Linked DNA regions of Homo sapiens: region 2 is linked to region 1. A link is an interaction called in ENCODE POLR2A ChIA-PET data of the cell type or tissue named here. Cell type or tissue: endothelial cell of umbilical vein. All regions are shown on one strand.

What was found. Peaks named below come from ENCODE experiments on the same cell type or tissue, not always from the same donor. Only the 100,000 strongest peaks of a DNase experiment are listed, where the experiment ranks them.
Region 2: POLR2A ChIA-PET joins it to region 1 with 8 read pairs; 2 of 35 experiments call an interaction of 5 or more read pairs at or near these places.

What each region holds. Positions count from the first base shown.
Region 1 is chr1:172,734,605-172,738,604 of GRCh38, forward strand. No RefSeq gene overlaps it. Among named protein-coding and RNA genes, the nearest start is that of FASLG, 78 kb to the left of the region's middle. In endothelial cell of umbilical vein, no CTCF peak of the experiment used is centred here; no DNase peak of the experiment used is centred here.
Region 2 is chr1:172,954,840-172,958,839 of GRCh38, forward strand. No RefSeq gene overlaps it. Among named protein-coding and RNA genes, the nearest start is that of TNFSF18, 94 kb to the right of the region's middle. In endothelial cell of umbilical vein, no CTCF peak of the experiment used is centred here; DNase peaks (open chromatin) are centred at 742 and 2,232; H3K27ac peaks cover 2,971 bases.

The sequences.
Region 1 (4,000 bases):
AGTCTTGTGGTACTTTTCTTTGTTGGAAGGTTTTAAACTATAAATTCAGCTTTTAATAGATGGCTCAGTTTACTTATTTCTTCTCAAGTGAATTTTGGCAGTGTATCTTTAAAGATTTATTCCATTTTATTTAAGTCATTGAATGTATGGGCATAAAGTTATTTGTAGTATTCTCTTGTACCCTTTTAATGTCTGTAGTATCTGTAGTAATATCCCTTCTTTCATTCCTGATATTGATAATTTGTGTTATCTTTTTTCTGTCTTAGTCTGGCTAGGGGTTTATTAATAATTTTGATGTTTTAATACAATTGATTTTATAAATGTTCTCTATTTTGTGTTTTTAATTTTATTGATTTGTGCTCTTTCTTATTTTCTTCCTTCCATTTGCTTTGTGTTTAATTTGCTCTTATTTTTCTAGTTTCTTAAGGTATAAAGTTGGAATATAAATTTAAAAGCTTTATTCTTTTCTTTTTTTCCTCATGTTTCTTGGCTGGAAGTCAATGGATATTGTCCAGAGTTGAAACATTATTTATTTATGTAGTTATTTTTTGAGACAAGAGTCTTACTCTGTTACCCAGGCTGGAGTGCAGTGGCACAATCTCGGGTCACTGCAAACTCCACCTCCCGGGTTCAAGTGATTCTCATGTCTCGTGTCTCAGTAGCTGGGACTACAGGTGTGTGCCACCACTCCCAGCTATTTTTTTTGTATCTTTAGTAGAGATGGGGTTTCATCATGTTTGCCAGGCTGGTCTTGAACTCCTGGCCTCAAGTGAAGCACCTGCCTTGGCCTCCCAAAGTGCTGGGATTACAGGTGGGAGCCACTGTGTCTGGCCCTGTATTTTAATATTTAGGTAATTTAGAATATTTTCTGAATTCTCTTGAGACTTCCTTTTTGATCAATGGGTTACTTAGAAAGGTTTTACTTAATTTCCAAAATTTTTGGAATTTTCCAGATACCCTCGTTATTAATTTCTAATTTAATTCTCTTACGGTCAAAGAAAACAATGCTTTCTATTGTTTTCAATTGGCTATAGTTTGCTTATGGTGCAGAAGATTGGTAGGTAACCTTTTCTGTAAAGGGTCAGATAGTAAATACTTTTGGTGTTAGGGCCATATGGTCTCTCCTGCACTATTCATCTCTGCCTTTGTGACACAAAAATAGCCACAGACAACACACAAACAAATTGGCATGGTTATGTCTCAATAAGACTAATTTACAAAAATAGATGGTGGGTGAAATTTTGTCCACAGGTTATAGTTTGCTAATCTCTGATCTACCTTGGTGAATGTTCCACATACACTTGAAAAGAATGTATATTCTCTTGTTCTAGGGCAGAATACTTTATAAATATTAATTAGGTCAAGTTGACGGAGAATGTTCAGATCTTCTTTTTTTTGTTTTTGTTCAGAGTCACTTTATTTGAAAGGCTCTGCACATATCTTTGCATACCACAAACTAGAAAAACAAGTTATCATAAATTAGAGAATTAAAAATAAAACACATTGATACAATATTTGAAATATGAAAGACCCTGAGAAGTCATATTTGGTAGTACATTTCAGTCACAACAGGCAAAAGTTTGCTATTTTGAAAAAGAATCAGAAAAAAGGGTGAAAGAGATTTTATGTATTTCTTTCTTCTTCTGTCCAAAATCTAGTTCTTGTGTTTGCTATTTTCACTGCTATAATTTAATTAAAAAGTATATAATCTTCTAAAAATTTCTGGTATAATGCTATTAAAAATACATAGCGATAATGCTTTCACATATATGAGGTTTTCACATATTATATAATATGAAAGCTTATAGTTTTCAAAATTAGGCTTCCCTTTCATAGACTGATGCCTGCCACAAACTATTTACTTTTAAAAGATATTTCCTTTAAATACGCTAGTAAACTATCAGATCACTATATTTCATAGTCTATTATACACAACTGAACATCAGAACCTAGAAACTGAATTGGCAGAAGCAATGATTAAATCTAGACATAACTAAGAAAAAACAAAATTAAGTCCCCAGGAAAAGGCTAAGAGAAGGTACTCTGGGCATTTCTGACACAATTTGTCATAATGTCAAAATAACATGACTTTGTAAATAATATTAACTATATGTAATATTTCTGCCATACAAATGACCTAGAGATTGAATTATAACTTCTGTTAATTTTTATAAAAGATAAGTCTGTTCCAACCAGTATTTAGTTGATGAAGAATAGTGTTCATGGAACTTAGGTCAAATAGGGTTGTTCATAAAATAAATTCATTTTTATCTTTTCTAGAATGTTTTTTTTCTCTCAAAAGACAAGGGACTGAGCAGCTATAAAATGTTCACTTTTCTGGTTGTTCAGGTCTTCTTAATTCTTGCCTATTTTCTACTTCTGTTAATTATCAGGAGGTGCTTTGATGTCTCCAAGTATAATTGTAGATTTGTCCATTTTTCCTTTTAGTTGTATCAGTTTTCGATTCATGTATTTTGAAGCTCTGTGGTTTTGCACATACATACCTGGATTGTTATGTGTTCTTGGTATGTTTGCCTCTCTTCCTCCCTGACAATGTTCCTTGTTCTGAAGTTTGCTTTGATAACAATATAGCCATTCTTGCATTCTTTTTGTTAGTGTATGTTGATGGTTTGTCATTTTCTATTCTTTTATTTTTAATTGATCTATATAATAATATTTATAGTAAGCTGCTTATAGACTTTAATTGTATCCCCCAATTTTTGATATGTTCTTTTCATATTTAAGTAGGTCAAAATATTTTCTGAATTCTCTTGAGACTTTTTGATCAATGGGTTATTTAGAAGGGTGTTGTTTAATTTTTTCTTTCTTTCTTTTTTTTTTTTTTTTGACGGAGGCTCACCCTGTCTCCCAGGCTGGAGTGCAGTGGTGTGATCTTGGCTCACTGCAGCCTCCACCTCCCAGGTCCAAGGTATTCTCCTGTCTTAGTTTCTCAAGTAACTGGGATTACAGGTACGTGTCACCAAGCCCAGCTAATATTTGTATTTGTAGTAGAGACTGGGTTTTGACATGTTGGCCAGGCTGGTCTTGAACTCCTGACTTCAGTTGATCTGCCCACCTCGGTTTCCCAAAGTGCTGGGAGTACAGGCATGAGCCACCGCGCCTGGCCTTAATTTTCAATTCTACAGAGCTTTTAGGTGATCTTCTTTGTTTCCCCACTCTGACAATTTCTATCTTTTAATTGGCATGTTGAGACCATTTATATTCAATGAAATTATCGATATGGCTACATTTAGGTTTACTTTTTTATTATTTTATAATTTCTTCCCTCTGGTTTTTATTTCTCTATTTACTATTCTTTGCCATGCTTTATATTATAGGCATACCATGCCTTCAGCAAGTCATAATCTTTTTGCTGGTGGAATATTACATTGAATCTGTAGATCACTTTGGGTAGTATGAACATTTTGATATTGATTCTATAATACATAAACACAAGATATCTTTCCATTTATTTGTGGTTTCTTTTTCTTCCACTCCTTTCATTAATGTTTTAAAGTTTTCAGTATACAGATCTTTCATCTCCCTGGTTAAATTTATTCCTAAGTATTTTCTTCTTTTTGATGCTATAGTAAATTGAATTGTTTTCTTAATTTCTTTTTTGAATAGTTAATTGTTAATGTATAAAAATGCAACTTATTTTTGTATGTCGATTTTCTGTTTTGTAACTTTAGTGAATTCACTTGTTAGTTCTAACAGTTTTTTTGTGTTTGGAGTCTTTAAAGTTTTCTATATATGGCCACGTCATCTGCAAAGAGAGACAATTTTACTTCTTCTTTTCTGATTTAGATGGCTTTTATTTCTTTTTCTTTCATAATTTCTCTGCCTAGGACTTCCAGTACAATGTTGAATATAAGTGGTGGGAGTTGGTATCCTTATCTTGTTCCTGATCCTAGAGGAAAGGCTTCCAACTTTTCACTATTGAATAGAATGTTAGCTGTAGGCTTGTGATATATGACCTTATCGTGTGGAAGTACATTAT
Region 2 (4,000 bases), 220 kb after region 1:
ACAACCTTAGGGTTGCTCCTGAACCAAGGTGGAGGAACAGAAAGTTACGCTACAACTTAGAGAGCTTCCTACACAGTTTCTCATTCCACCAGCTTCACTCTCCTGCAGGTAGCATGAATCATTTCCACTGCCTCCCACCTGACGGAGTGGAAGAGTCTCTGTCCATGCAGCTGTTACCCAAAGGTGTTCCTGCTTCACTTCAGTGAAGGAATCATTATGTTAACTCCAAGCTAACATGCGGACATGAGTTCTCTCTTCCGAATTTTCTCTTCTCCTGCAGGTCTCCCTGCCGGTCCTAATTTTCATCATTCCCCAAAGAACATCATAAAGCTAACCTTTATGTGGTAGACATTAATATTATTTCCATTTTAGAGATGGCGAATTAAGTCTTAGAGAGATTAAAATTCCAAAGTTACACAACATGTGGTAGAGTGAGTATTTAAAGTCAAGTCTGTTGGTCTAATTTCAAAACTTGCACCCTTAATGACTGTACTGCGTGGTCCTATGAAACATTTGCTAATTACTTCAAGGAGTGGGAATTACACAAAGTAGGAAGAGAGTGAAACACCTCATAAGTACATAATTAGTCACATTCCTTTTAATATCATCTGGAGAATCTACAGGAAATAAGTTATTATCAGTGGTATATGTCTTGTCAGAGAGAGGTAAATAAAAGCGACATGAATAATGTCAGGAGGAAAATAAAGCTGAGGCCTACTGTAATCCTCCAGATGGCGAAGATATTTTTGTATGTGTCATTTCCCAATCTTCTCAACAATGTGTTATTACCACTTGTTTTGCACTAACTGGCTGGATAACTGTCAGGATGGGCTTCTAAGCAATGACATTGAGAATTCTTGAATAGCTGAATAGTCTGATGGGGTGGGGAGGGAGGTTGGCAACAAGGATAACTAAGAGGAAAAAGCACAACAGTTATACAGAAAATGGGTTAGGAGACAGCGAATTGATGATGCCCAAGCGGGGTCTTGAAAAATGATTAAGAGCAAGATAAAAGGTGAAGAGTATTCTAGATTCATGAACAGTGTGGACAAAGAGATGAAAATGCCATGGTCTGAATGTTTGTTCCTTCAAAAGTCATATGCTGAATTCCTAATGCCCAGGATGATGGTATTAGGTGTTGGATGTTGAGAGGTGATTAGGTCATGAAGGTTGTATCCTCATAAATGGGATTAGTGCCTTATAAAAGATGCCCCAGAGAGCTTCCTTGCCTCTTTCACTATGTGAGGATACAGCTAGAAGGTGCCAACTGTGAACCAGGAAACGGGCCCTCACCAGACACTGAATTTGTTGGTGCCGTGAGTTTGGATTTCTGAGCCTGCAGAACTGTGAGAAATAAACTTCTGTTGTTTATAAGCTACCCACTCTATGGTATTTTCTTATAGCAGGCCAATGGAATAAGACAGAAAGCAAAAAACACCATGGGATTAAGAACAACTATACATAATTTGGTTTTCCTGCAGGCAGGAAATGAAAACATTGAGGTAGAAGAGATAGGCAGACTCTGGAAAATGGAGTGCATTTGGCACATGTGAAGGAGTTTGGGCTTTAGTCTGGGAATAGTGGGAAACCACCAAGTGGTCTTAGGCAGACAGGTGATATATCAAGTTTGCATTTTTAGTGGTAAGACATTTAGGTAGGAAACCAGTAAAGAATTGATTGCAACTGTCGGGGTGAGAGATGATGAGGGACAGACTCAAATCAATGACAATGAAATTGGAAGGGGAGAAAGAGACAAGAGATATTTGAAAGTTAGAATCAGAAAGATTTGGTGTCTGACAGGATTTAAGAAGTAAGAGAAAGATAATGGTTTGGGTCACCCTCCAGGGGTCCCCACATTGGCTACTTCAAGGACAGAGAAACATCTTTCCCCTTTGCCTCTCCTGAGGCAGCCCCAGGGCTAGCCCACTAAATCTCTGTTTCTATTCATGGCGGTTCTTTAGGAAACTTATCACTTTGCTTCCCCACGAGGCCTATGTGAGCATCCATTCTGGGATTGGGGTTATTTACACTTACCTACATGGAAGGATCCTCAGGGGTCCTTAGGCAAGTTGTTTTATGTTCTGCCCAGAGCTCTGTATGGAGCTCTGTATCTCAGGAGGCTGGGATAATTCCAATAAATTAGTGAAAACTTGCATGACACCTTTCCTTAGGGCAGGAAACTGCCTGCTACATATCTGCATAACCAAGAAGGGACACAAGGTGACCTTTTAACACTGCTAGCACAAAAAGTGACTACACTTTAAGAAGGAAAACAAAACAACTACATCAGCTACACCAGCCTCTAGGAAGCAGTTAAAACAATGGAAGTAGATCAGATCATCCAGGGAGCAATGTAGAATGAGAAAAATATCACGAGGATAGGTCCTCAGGAGACACCAACTTTTAGACAGAATCTTTTACTATAAAAATGCAGGGGCAGAGCATTTTAAGGGAATAGCAATGAACTGTCAAACGTATCAAAGTTCTGCTAAGACCGATGCACTTAACAAGAACTGCTTCAGGGGATTTTTTGGGGTAGAAGCCAGATTACAGCAAGTTGAGATTTTAATGGAAGGTAAAAGAAGTGTCTTAGAAGAAAATAAATCATGAGGCAAATAGAGGGGAGAAGTTGCTTATGAGCATGGTTATAAGATGATCAATGGAAAGGGCAGATTGAAAACAGAGAAAACAGAGGGATGATGATTGCTGGAGCTGAGTCCTGCTGGGGACAGGAGGAGCTGACATCCAAAGTGCAGAGCAGTGTGTTTGCCTTGAACCAGAGAAAGGACAATTCATTTTGCTCCACAAATAAAGAAAAGAAAGGGAGAATATAAATGTAGGTAATTATGTGGGTAGAGAGACAGGAAGTTCAGATATTTCATGCCTAATTAACCTTAAATTTCTCAGAGAAATAAGTAGCAAAAGCATCTTCTACAATGGGCTGAACAGAGATGGAGCTTTGAGATAGTGTTTGAGAATATCAGATTAGACCAGGCATGGTGGCTCACACCTGTAGTCCTAGCTACCTGGGAGGCTGAGGCAGGAGGATTGCTGCAGCCAAGGAGATCAAGGTTGCAGTGAAATATGATTGCACCACTGCACTTCAGTCTGGGTGAGAGAGTGAGATCTTGTCTCAAAAAGAAAAAAAAAATCAAATCAAGAACAAATAGTCAGTGTTTGGTATTAAATCTCCCACTAGTACTATTAACCCTAGTGGCTCCAATTTCCAGGATTGGGTGCTTATCTCCCCTGGTGCAGGAATAAAGGTAACCTAGAGCCTTAATCCAGAGTTGGCTAAGTAGGCGTGACAGCAGATGCATGAACACTTTGCATTACATTAAAGTTGACTGAATATGTACCATCAAAATAAATAATGTGGTGGCCCACCACTTGTATTATTTACTATACAGGTGCTCCATATATCAATAGTTTTGTTTGCATGTAGTTTTTTTCAGCATGGAAAAAGAACCAGGGGTTTCAGATTCTTTTTGTGGTAAAGAATGGAAGTATAGCTCTTTTGACAAGTTGGGCTTTGTTTTGACAAGCTGAGCTGAAATCAATCTCATGTATTTTATTTGTTAATATTTCCTCAGAATCTGAGGTTTTCTAGATTCATTGTTAAGATATTTAAGAGGGTAAATGACACTATTTTATGACCAATTCAAATAAAATGGATTATAATCAACTTAGTAAGTGTAACACATTGATTCAGTCTGTTCCCCCTTCCACCAAATTAAGAACTTCTATAAATATCAGCACAACTTTATGATATGGGAAAGTAAAACAAATTACACTTATGGAAAAAACAGCTCATTAGTAAAAAGGCTAAATTTGTTACTATTACTGGATAAACCTCTCTTCAGTTCTGCTATTGAGAACCAGTTGGATAAAAGAGAAGGAAGCAGAGTGGGAACTAAAACATTATGGAAACTGGTTCTTGACCTCAAGTAGTTTCGTGGAAATTTGGGGGAGGGGGTGGGGTGAGGGGGCAAATTCATTC